Linked DNA regions of Mus musculus: region 1 is linked to region 2. Evidence: chromatin loops called from intact Hi-C (ENCODE). Cell type or tissue: left cerebral cortex. All regions are shown on one strand. Links, peaks and the distances in the headings refer to the core of each region. The heading gives the core; the rest is flanking DNA. Region 1 has its middle 28 kb from the start of Cypt14. Region 2 has its middle 32 kb from the start of Cypt15.

What was found. A loop is a pair of places that touch in the nucleus more often than their neighbours do. Peaks named below come from ENCODE experiments on the same cell type or tissue, not always from the same donor. Only the 100,000 strongest peaks of a DNase experiment are listed, where the experiment ranks them.
Region 1: it touches region 2 in a loop (5-fold over the local background); 3 of 42 quality-filtered maps call a loop at or near these places.

The regions. Positions count from the first base shown.
Region 1 is chrX:39,832,599-39,839,047 of GRCm38, forward strand. No RefSeq gene overlaps it. Among named protein-coding and RNA genes, the nearest start is that of Cypt14, 28 kb to the right of the region's middle. In left cerebral cortex, for the core only: no CTCF peak of the experiment used is centred there; no DNase peak of the experiment used is centred there.
Region 2 is chrX:39,374,780-39,381,228 of GRCm38, forward strand. No RefSeq gene overlaps it. Among named protein-coding and RNA genes, the nearest start is that of Cypt15, 32 kb to the left of the region's middle. In left cerebral cortex, for the core only: no CTCF peak of the experiment used is centred there; a DNase peak (open chromatin) is centred at 4,219; H3K27ac peaks cover 318 bases.

The DNA of each region.
Region 1 (6,449 bases), core at 1,276-3,775, 460 kb after region 2:
TCTTCCCCTCCCCACACCTCCTCCTATTTACTTCTGATGTCTATTTTATTTTCCCTTCTAACTGAGGTTCAAGTGTCCCTCCTTTAGTCCTCCTTGTTACTTAGCTTCTGTAGGTCTGTGAATTGTATCATGGTTATCTTGCACTTTATGGCTAATATCCACTTACAAGTGAGTATATCCCATGTGTCTCTTCCTTGGTCTATGTAACCTTAATTTTGATGATATTTTCCAGTTCCATTCATTTTCCTACACATTTCATGATGCTATTATTTTTAATAATGGAGTAGTATTCCATTGTGTAAATATACCACATTTTATTTATTAATTCTTCATTTTAGGGACATCTTGGTTGCTCCATTTCTGGATATTGCAATTCAAACATTTATGAACATAGTTGAGCAAGATGGGGGATCATTATTTGGGTATGTATCCAGGAGTGGGATAGCTGGGTCTTGATGTAGAACTATTGCCAATTTTCTGAGAAACCAACAAATTAATTTCCAAAGTGGTTTTACAAGTTTGCACTCCTACCATCAATGAAGGAATGTTTCCCTTGCTCTACATCCTCACAAGTATGTGATGTCATTTCAAATTTTGTTCTCAGCCAATCTGATGGGTGTAAGTTCAGACCTCAGAGTCATTTTGATTTGCATTTCTCTGATGATTAAGGATGTTGAACATGTCTTTAAGTGCATCTCATACACTAGAGATTCCTTTATTGAGAAATCTCTGGTTATTTCTATAAACTATTTTTAAATTGAGTTATTTAGGTTGGTGGTGGTCAATTTCTTGAGTTGTTTATATATTTTGCATATTATCCCTCTGTAGGTTATAGGGTTGGTCAAGATCTTTTCCCATTCTGTGGTATGCCATTTTGTACTACTGATAATATCTCTTGCCTTCCAAAAGCTTTTCAGTTTCTTTTTTTTATCATAGTGCCTAAGCTGTTGTTAGGTTCAGTAAGTTGTCTGCTGTGCCAATGCATTCAATACTATTCTTTACTTTATCTTCTATTAGATTTAGTATTTTATGTTTAAATCTTTTATCTACTACACTTGAGTTTTCTGCAGAATAATCAATATGGATGCATTTGCATTCTTCTACATGCAGACATTCAGTTAGTCTAGAAATATTGAGAACAGCTTATAAAACATGCTTACAGACAGGAACTTAGCATAGCTGTTTCCTGAGAGGCTTCTTCAGGTAGTGCAATTAAATTGGTTCATAGCCAAACATGAGGCAGGGATTGGAAGTCTTGGAGAAGAGTGTAGGATAGATGTGAGTAAGCCAAGGTGTCAAGGACAGCCCAAGAAGATCTACAGAGTCAACTAATCTGGGCCCTTGGGGGCTTACAGAGACTGAACCAACAAGCAAAGCATATGCAAGAGCTGGACATAGACCTCTGTATATTTGTAACAGATGTGCAACTTGGTCTTCATGTGGGTCTCCTAGCAAGTGGATTTGGGGCTGTCTCTGACTTTATTTTCTGCCATTCAGTCCCATTCCCCTAAGTGGACTGGTTGGTTGGGACCCAGTGGGAGAGGCTATGGTTAGTCCTGCTGAGACTAGACGTCCCAGGGAGGGGTGATACACAAGGGGTATTCCCCTTCTCTGAGGAGAAAAGAATAGGGTAATAGGGAGAGGAATTTGTAAGGGTGGGACTGGGAAGAGAGGAGGGAGGGGTAGTTGTGATTGGGGTATAAAGTGAATAGATAAATAAGTTATTGGGAAAACAAATTGGCAACTATTCTTAATATTTGTGATAGCACATATTTTATTTTAAATTATTTTAATATAATATATTCTGATTTTAGTTGCTCCCCTTCAACTTGTCCAGCTCCTCTGTACCTTTACACCCATGCAATTCTACATCATTTCTTGATCTCTCTCACCAGAAAACAAAAAATGCATCTAAATATAGAAAAAATAGGACAAAACAAACAAAACAAGAACTGATAAAACAAAGAGTCAAAGGCAAAGGAAAATTATAAACTTAGACATAAACATAGTAGCAAAAACAGGAATCATATTAAACACAAAATCAGAAATAATAATATATAAGCAAAAGACCTGTGGGAAAATAAAAGAGTCCAAACAAAATATTATGGGAGACAAAAACCTACAAAGAAAACCATGTGTTTGTATTGAACCTCTACTGCTAGGTAGTGTCTTGGCTTTAAGAGTGGGTACTCCAGTCTTTCTTAGAAGCAGTAACAAAATACTCACAAGAGCAAATACAGAGACAAAGTGTAGAGCTGAGACTTAAGGAAAGGCCAACCAGAGACTGCCCCACCTGGGCATCCCTCCCATATACAGTTACCATACCCAGACATTATTGTGGGTGCTAAGAAGTGCTTACTGACAGCAAACTGTTATAGCTTTCTCAAGAGAGGCAGCCACCATTGGAGTAGTTAGAGAAAGGACTGAAGGAGCTGAAGGGGGTTGTAACCCCATAGGAAGAACAACAATATAAACCAACCAGAGCTCCCAGGGTCTAAAGCACCAACCAAGGAGTACACATGGAGGGACCCATGGCTTCAGCCATATATGTAGAAGAGGATGGCCTTGTTGGGTATCAATGGTAGAAGAGGCCCTTGGTCCTGTGAAGTCTTGATTTCCCAGTGTAAGGGAATTCAAAGGCGGGGAGGCAGGAGTGGGTTGGTGGGTGGGGGTATACCTTCATAGAAGCAAGAGAAAGGGGAATGGGATAGTGAGTTTCTTGGGGGGGGGGATCGGGGAAGGGGATAACATTTGAAATGTATATAAAGAAAATATCAATAAAAATACCCTTAAAATATTTTGTTTTTATGTTTAGTGAGACTCTTGAAGAAAGGTAATTTTTCATTTGCAAGTGTTTATCAGTGGAAGATAGATTCTGAGTTATGGATGTGAACAGGTGTTTTAATTCCACTCTTAGCTTTTGGGCCCTATCAGGCTAAGACCTATACTAGCCTTATGCATACAGTCACAGTCACTTGGACTTCATATGTACTTCAGTATCACAGTGTTTAGAATGCCTTGGCTTTGTTTTTTGTTTGTTTGTTTTGATTTGATTACCTTCCTTCCTTTCTTTCTTTCTTTCTTTCTTTCTTTCTTTCTTTCTTTCTTTCTTTCTTTCCTTCCTTCCTTCCTTCCTTCCTTCCTTCCTTCCTTCTTTCTTTCTTTCTTTCTTTCTTTCTTTCTTTCTTTCTTTCTTTCTTTCTTTCTTTCTTTTTTTTTGTATTCTCTATTCCCTCTTACTCTTTCAGTGTTTCTGCCTTCTCCTCTATAGGATTCCCCTAGCTATGAGAGGAGGGAATAGATGACAATATCCCATTTAGGACGGAGTATTATAAGGTCTCTCACTCTCTGCACTTCATCTAGCTGTGAGTCCTATAATTATTTTTAGCTACTGTAGAAGGAATCTTCTTTATGCATAGCTGAGCAAGGAACTAATCTATAGACATAGCAGAATATTGTTAGAAGTAATTTTATAGTTGTGTTTTCTTAGCAGGACAGTAGTATCTCATTTTCCCTTAGGTCTCTGGCCTATCTAGTTTTATGTTCTTGGAACCCTGAGCAATGTGGGCATGGGATACATCTCATGGAGTAGGCTTTAAATCCAATCAAATATTGGTTGGCTACCTACATAAGCTTTGGGACACAATTGAACTACTAAGTCTAATAGGCAGGCAACCATTGTAGATTGAAAGATTTGCAGCTAGGTTAGTGTTTGTGTTTCTCCTTCAAGAATGTGCAGCATCATGAACACAACTAAGTGAGGTTGAACAATTTAGGTAGGCACCAACTCAATTACCTCATATACAGTGAATTGTGTAGGTTTATATTCACCAACAGGGCATTAATACAAGTTTCTGAAAAGCATCAAAATGCTTTGGCATGAAGTGTCCTCGAGTTGGTATTCCTTCTTGTTTTTTTTTTGAGTTTTGGATGTTGTATCTTAGATATTCTAGGTTTCTAGCCAAATATGCACTTATCAGTGAGTGCATATCAAGTAATTTCTTTTGTGGTTGGGTTACCTCACTCAGGATGATATCCTCCAGATACATCCATTTGCCCAAGAGTTTCATAAATTTGTTGTTTTTAATAGCTGAGTAGTATTCCATTGTGTAAATGAAACACATTTTTGTATCCATTCCTCTGTTGAGGGGCATCTGGGTTCTTTCCAGCTTCTTGCTATTATAGATAAGGCTGCTATGAACATAGTAGAGCATGTGTCTTTATTACCAGTTGGAACATCTTCTGGACATATGCCCAGGAGAGGTATTGTGGAATCCTCTGGTAGTACTATGTCCAATTTTCTAAGGAACCACCAGACTGATTTCCAGAGTGGTTGTACAAGCTTGCACTCCCATCAACAATGGAGGAGTGTTCCCCTTTCTGCACATCCTTGATAGTATCTGCTGTCACCTGAATTTTTTATCTTAGCCATTCTGATTGGTGTGAGATGGAATCTCAGGTTTGTTTTGATTTGCATTTCCCTGATGATAAGGATGCTGAACATATTTTGAGGTGCTTCTCAGCCATTCGGTATTCCTCAGGTGAGAATTCTTTCTTTAGCTGTGAGCCCCATTTATAATGGGGTTATTTGATTTTCTGGAGTCCACCTTCTTGAGTTCTTTATATATATATATATATATATATATATATATATATATATATATATATTGGATATTATTCCCCTATCTGATTTAGGATAGGCAAAGATACTTTCCCAATCTCTTGGTGGCCTTTTTGTCTTATTGATGGTATCGTTTGCCTTACAGAAACTTTGCAGTTTTATGAGGTCCCATTTGTCAATTCTCGATCTTACAGCACAAGCCATTGCTGTCCTATTCAGGAATTTTCCCCCTGTGGCCATATCTTCGAGGCTTTTCCCCGCTTTCTACTCTATAGGTTTCAATGACTCTGGTTTTATGTGGAGTTCCATGATCCACTCTAGATTTGAACTTAGTACAAGGAGATAGGAATGGATCAATTCACATTCTTCTACATGATAACCACCAGTTGTGTCAGCACCATTTGTTGAAAATGCTATCTTTTTTCCACTGGATGGTTTTAGCTCCTTTGTCAAAGAGCAAGTGACCATAGGTGTGTGGGTTCATTTCTGGGTCTTCAATTCTATTCCCTTGGTCTACATGTCTGTCACTATACCAGTACCATGCAGATTTTATTACAATTGCTCTGTAGTAAAGCTTTAGGTCAGACATTGTGATTCCACCAGAGGTTCTTTTATCCTTGAGAAGAGTTTTTGCTATCCTAGATTTTTTGTTATTCCAGATGAATCTGCAGATTGCCCTTTCTAATTCGTTGAAGAATTGAGTTGGAAATTTGATGGGGATTGCATTGAATCTGTAGATTGCTTTTGGCAAGATTTCCATTTTTACTATATCGATCCTGCCACTCCATGAGCATGGGAGATCTTTCCATCTTCTGAGATCTTCTTTAATGTCTTTCTTCAGAGACTTGAAGTTCTTATCATGAAGACCTTTCCCTTCCTTATTCAGAGTCACACCAAGGTATTTTATATTATTTGTGACTATTGAGAAGTGTGTTGTTTCTCTAACTTCTTTCTCAGCCTGTTTATTCTTTTTGTAGAGAAAGGCCATTGACTTGTTTGATTTAATTTTATATCCAGCTACTTCACCGAAGCTGTTTTTCAGGTTTAGGAGTTCTCTGGTGGAATTTTTAGGGTCACTTATATATACTATCATATCATCTGCAAAAAGTGATGTTTTGACTTCTTCCTTTCCAATTTGTATCCCCTTGATCTCCTTTTGTTGTTGAATTGCTCTGGTTAGCACTTCAAGTACAATGTTAAATAGGTAGGGAGAATGTTGGCAGCCTTGTCTTGTCCCTAATTTTAGTGGGATTGCTTCCAGCTTCTACCCATTTACTTTGATGTTGGCTACTGGTTTTCTGTAGATTGCTTTTATTATGTTTAGCTATGGGCCTTGAATTTCTGATCTTTCCAAGACTTTTATCATGAAGGGGTGCTAGATTTTGTCAAATGTTTTCTCTGAGCCTAACGAGATGATCATGTGGTTTTTGTCTTTGTTTATATAATGGTTTACATTGATGTATTTCCGTATATTAAACCATCCCTGCATCCCTGGAGTAAAACCTAATTGATCAGGATAGATTATTGTTTTAATGTGTTTTTGGATTCGATTAGCGAGAATTTTATTGAGTATTTTTCCATCGATATACATAAGGGAAATTGGTCTGAAGTACTCTATCTTTGTTGGGTCTTTCTGTGGTTTAGGTATCACAGTAAGTAATGACTTCATGAAATGATTTGGGTAGAGTACCTTCTACTTCTATTTTGTGGAATAGGTCATGCAGAACTGGAATTAGATCTTCTTTGAAGGTCTGATAGAACTCTGCACTAAACCAATCTGGTCCAGGGCTTTTTTTGGTTGGGAGACTATTAATGACTGCTTCTATTT
Region 2 (6,449 bases), core at 2,686-5,185:
AATAATACCAAAAATAATAGAAAGCTCTCATACATGTGGAAGCTGCACAACACCCTAGTCAATGATAACTTGGTCAAGGAAGAAATAAAAAAACAAATTAAAGACTTTTTAGAATTTAATGAAAATGAAGCCACAACATACCCAAACTTATGGGACACAATGAAAGCAGTCCTAAGAGGAAAACTCATAGCTCTGAGTGTAGCCAAAAATAAAGTAGAGAGATTATACACGAGCAACTTGATAGCACATCTAAAAGCTCAAGAAAATTCACTTAAGAGGAGTAGAAAGAAAGAAATAATTAAACTCAAGGGTAAAAGCAAACAAGTGGAAACATAAAGAACTATATAAAGAACCAACCAAACCAGGAGCTGGTTCTTTGAGAAAACCAATAAGATAGATAAACCCTTAGCCAGACTCACTAGAGGGCACAAAGACAGTATCCTAATTAACAAAATCATAACTCAAAAGGAAGATATAACAACGGATCCTAAGGAAATCAAAACAATCATCAGATCCTACTACAAAAGCCTATACTCAAAACAACTTGAAAACCTGGATGAAATGAACAATTTTCTAGACAGATATCAGGTACCAAAGTTAAATCAGGAGCAGATTAAAGATCAGAAAAGTCCCCCTACCCCCATGTCACCTAAAGAAATAGAAGCAATCATTAATATTCTTCTGTCCAAAATAGCCCAGGAACAGATGAGTTTAGTGCACAGTTCTATCAGACCTTTAGAGAAGGCCTAATTCCAATTCTCCTCAAACTATTCTACAAAATAGAAGCAGAAGGTACTCTACACAATTCATTCTATGAAGCCACAATTACTCTGATACCTAAACCACAGAAAGACCCAACAAAGATAGAGAACTTCAGACCAATTTCCCTTATGAATATCAATGCAAAAATCCTAACGGAATCCAAGAACACATCAAAACAATCATCCATCCTGACCAAGTAGGTTTCATTCCAGGGTTGCAGGGATGGTTTAATATATGGAAATCCATCAATGTAATCCTCTATATAAACAAACTCAAAGACAAAAACCACATGATCATCTCATTAGATGCTGAGAAAGCATTTGACAAATCTAACAGACCTTCATGTTTAAAGTCTTGGAAAGATCAGGAATTCAAGGCCCATAACTAAACATAATAAGAGAAAACCAATAGGCAACATCGACCTAAATAGAGAGAAAATTGAAGCAATCCCACTAAAATCAGGGTCTAGATAAGGCTGCCCACTCTCTTTCTATGTATTTAATATAGTACTTGAAGTACTACCCAGAGCAATTAGACAACAAAAGGAGATCAAATGAATACAAATTGAAAAGGAAGAATTCAAAATATCACTATTTGCAGATGATATGATAGTATATATAAGAGGACCTAAAAATTCTACCATAGAACTCCTAAACCTGATAAACAACTTCAATGAAGTAGCTGAATACAAAATTAAGTCAACCAAATCAGTGACCTTTCTCCACACAAAAGATAAACAGGCTGAAGAAGAAATTAGCAAAATGACACCCTTCACAATAGTTACAAAAAAATATAAAATACCTTGCTTTGACTCTAACTAAGCAAGTGAAAGATATGTATGATAATAACTTCAAGTCTCTGAAGAAAGAAATCAAAGAAGATCTCAGAAAATGGAAAGATCTTCCATGCTCATGGATTGGCAGGATTAATATAGTAAAATTGTCTATCTTGCCAAAAGCAATCTGCAGATTCAATGCAATCCCCATCAAAATTACAACTAAATTCTTCACAGAATTAGAAATGGCAATTTTCAAATTCCTCTGTAATGACAAAAAAATTTAGGATAGCAAAAACTATTCTCAACAATAAAAGAACCTCTGGTGGAATCACCACCATATCCTTAAGTTGTACTACAGAACAATTGTGATAAAAACTGCATGGTACTGGTACAGTGACAGACAGGTAGATCACTGGAATATAATCAAAGTCTCAGAAATGATCCCACACATCTATGGTCTCTTGATCTTTGACAAAGGAGCTAAAACTATTCAGTGGGAAGAAGACAGCATCTTCAACAAATGTAGCTGGCTCAACTGGCATTTAGCATGTAGAAGAATGCAAATTAATCCATTCTTAACTCCTTGTACAAAGCACAAGTCTAAGTGGATCAAGGAACTTCACATAAAACCAGAGAATCTGAAATTTATAGAGGAGAAAGTGGGAAAGAACCGCAAGCTATGGGCAGAGGGGAAAATTCTTGAACAGAACAGCAATGGCTTGTGATGCAAGATCAAGAATCGACAAATGGGACCCCATAAAATTGCAAAGCTTTTGTAAGGCAAAAGACATGGTCAATAAGACAAAATGGCCACCAACAGATTGGGAAAAGATCTTTACCAATACTAAAGGTACTAGGGGACTAATATCTAACATATATAAAGAACTCAAGAGTTGGATTCCAGAAAATCAAATAACCCTATTAAAAATGGGGATCAGAGCTAAACAAAGAATGAGCAATATTGAATGGCTGAGAAGCACCTATTATATTTCCATGTATCCTTGAGACCGTGATTTCATATAGACACTAACTCTCACACAAATCCTCAGCAAGAGTCCTCTATGTATTTCTACAAATTAACCTATTCTATTTGGCTAACTATAACATTTTTGCAAATCAATTTGTTTCTCTATGTGTCTTCAGAAAACCACTAGTATGTGAGTAAGATGGTTATTTGTAAAAATGTAAATTTCTGGTTTGTACTCCAGACACATTGTGTACAAATTACAATTTTTATTGAATGTTCATATTCCAATAATCACTGCTCAGTATCTTTTTTCTCTTTTCTCTCTTTTTTTTATTACGTATTTTCCTTAATTACATTTCCAATGCTATCCCAAAAGCCTCCCACACCCTCCCCCCCCCCCACTCCCCTACCCACCCATTCCCATTTTTTGGCCCTGGCGTTCCCCTGTACTGGGGCATATAAAGTTTGCCTGTCCAGTGGGCCTCTCTTTCCAGTGATGGCCAACTAGGCCATCTTTTGATACATATGCAGCTAGAGTCAAGAGCTCCGGGGTACTGGTTAGTTCATAATGTTGCACCTACAGGGCTGCAGATCTCTTTAGCTCCTTGGATACTTTCTCTAGCTCCTCCATTGGGGGCCCTGTGATCCATCCAATAGTTGACTGTGAGCATCCACTTCTGTGTTTGTTAGGCCCCGGCCTAGTCTCACAAGAGACGGCTATATCACGGTCCTTGCACCAAACGCTTGCTAGTGTATGCAATGGTGTCATCGTTTGGAGGATAATTATGGGATGGATCCCTGGATATGGCAGTCTCTTGATGGTCCATCCTTTTGTCTCAGCTCCAAACTTTGTCTCTGTAACTCCTTCCATGGGTGATTGTTTCCAATTCTAAGAAGGGGCAAAGTGTCCACACTTTGGTCTTTGTTCTTCAGTTTCATGTGTTTTGCAAATTGTACCTTATATCTCACTAAAGAATGAATTTATGAAATTCCTAGGCAAATGGTTGGACCTGGAGGGCATCATCCTGAGTGAGGTAACACAATCATAAAAGAACTCAAATAATATGTACTCACTGATAAGTGGTTATTAGCCCAGAAACTGCTCAGTATCTTATGCAGACTTCTAATTTTTAGAATGTGCATTTCCCTATTTCTTTGCCTATGAAACCCTTGTCCATCTCTCAAGGTACAGTTCAAAGTCTATCTCCTCACTGAAGTCACTTTGGTAACTTTCCTGGTCAGTAGATAAAGGCCTTTTGGACATATATGATATAGAGAAAACAAGGGGATTAGAACTGAGGTAGACGAGGTGTTGTGGAAACGGGAATGGATTCTCTTTAATAGAATTAGGGGCAGAACCTTTTGAAAATACATTTATTATTATTTCATGTATATGTGTGAGCACCCAAAGCCACATATATGAACTAAGTTTCATCCAGTGGTCTCCAAAAGATCACATTGGATTCCCTTGAAGTGGAATTCAAATGGATTTTGAATGCACTTAACTATTGAACCAACTGTCCCCAACTGTCTATCCTCAAACCCTCAGTTTAACAGGGATTTCTTTTTTAAATATGAGAGATAAGCTGAATAAACTAACAGCAAAGTAAAATGTGCCCACATGGTCAAAGTAGTGATTCCTGGTCCCATAGCAACCATGTTTGAGGGGGAGGTTTGGTGGCCATATCAGGATAAGCAAGTGGGAGGGAAACAGAGACAAATGCCCACTTGACAGTCCCCTCAGAGGTGGAGTGGGAAGACAAAATTATTTTTAACGACTTCACACATGTGCATTCAGACACCCCTTTAATTATATTATTTTTCACATTTTTGTTTCATTTTTTTCAAATGTATAAATCCTGAGATTCAGTGCTCGACAAGTTGGTTTCTCACACATCAGGTAGCAAAGCACATTGCAGATTTGAGAAAGTATCAAAGAAAGGTTCTGCTTTGTACCAGAATTTAAAGCTAGTGTACAAAATCATGGGTTTTATTAACATTTTTCTTTGTTCTTGAAATGCTTTGTTCTTGTTTCCCACCCAACCTTCCCTTCCCATCCCTATCCATTCCTTGTTTGTTCTCTTCTGTCCCTTAGTTATCCTTAGTCTGTTTTTATATCACTTGTAATCTGTTACCTGATCCTACTCTAGTCACTTAATATCTTTCCTTCTCAACTACAAAGACAAATTCTCACATTTCTGTGAAAAAGGTAAAATATTGATCTACCTATATGGTATCACTGTATACATGGTATTTGAGTGTTTTTATAAAATGCAATGGTTTTTGAAAGAAACCATTGACAGTCAATTAGCTATGAATATGTGAAGTTGTTTTGAGGTAAAGGTAAATAGCAGCAGTATTTGGCTTGGCCTTAGTAAGAACCAAGGTTTGCTTTTCCCTCTGAGATCATGCTACAAAGACCCCATGCCTTCCCATATACCTCTTCTTTGAGGTACACAGCCATGCACCGACTGGTAGAGGATTATGCTTTCCTTTGTTGCCAAAGAAAGTAGGTTTTCCAGAGAAAGTTTAGTTCACAGGTAAGTCATTTTAAGTAGATAACTACCTCTGTCTTATCAATTTCTGTCATTATGATGGAGATGCCTGACATTCATAAATACTTGATTGATCTCCAAGCAGTTCTAAGGTTAATAGAATGCTGTGTGACATTGTGCACAATGCCTTTTAAATTTTAGAACCTTTACAATTTAAAAAATCCACTTTAATAATCTGTGTTTTTATGGGAAGTAGAAACAGTTAATTTAGAAGGTTTAGAAGATATACGTTCTCTAGCCGGGTATGGTGGCACATGCCTTTAATCCCAGCACTTGAGAGGCAGTGGCAGGCAGATTTCTGAGTTCCAGGACAGCCTGGTCTATAAAGTGAGTTCCAGGACAGCCAGGGCTACACAGAGAAACCCTGTCTCAAAAAACAAAACAAAACAAAACAAAACACAAAACAAAGAAGAAGAAGAAGAAGAAGAAGAAGAAGAAGAAGAAGAAGAAGAAGAAGAAGAAGAAGAAGAAGAAGAAGAAGAAGAAGAAGAAGAAGAAGAAATACATTCTCATCCACGCAAGGAATGATTTGGTTTCCTTACATTCTCATTAATCTATGTTACCCAAATTCACAGTGAAGACAGTTAGTGTTTGTTTGGAGGAAATACAGTGGCTAAATAAACCTGGAGATTCTTAGTGGCCACCAGACTTTTCCTGCAATCATGTAATGACACAGCTCATTATTTTTCATAGGCCTCATTTCATACTTATGGAAAATTGTGTGCTTGAGGCCCAGAGAGCCTCAACTTATGAAATATCGATGTTGAAATGCTTTTTATTCTATAATCATAGAACTAGGTGAAGATACTTCATTAGCAAAGAAGGCAAATCTTTGAAAATTAATATTTAAACCCCAATTCTGGACAGGATATATCACCATAGTTATTTTTATATTATAACACTGTGTTCTAAGTGATATTATATGCTATTGAAAAAAAAACAAATCTCTTATTTTCATAATGTGTGTATAAAGTCTATGTTAAGTTTTCAGCTTCATTGTGCAGATGATAAAACTGAATTAGGCTGGTTTGTGGCTAAATTATAGAATAAGAACATATGTGGATGCCTGGGTTTGGGTTTCAAGCAGCAGCAAATTATTTAGAAAGGAAAAGTGAGTCGCAGAGAATAAAATTACTTTCACATTTGTAAATAATTATTAAATGAGTTATTTATTTACTTACTTTTGTATTTGTTATACGGTGTTTTGACAATCTTACACTATGTTTTTGATAGTACTTACTCCTTCCCACAACTCCTAGATTCACTCCTTTTCCCTATTTACCTATGTTTGTGTTCACTTCTATGTTTAAAACCTCTCAAGGCCATTTTGGGCTGTTCACACATTTTTGGATGTATAACCTTCCACTGAAGTGTGTCCAGGTACAGA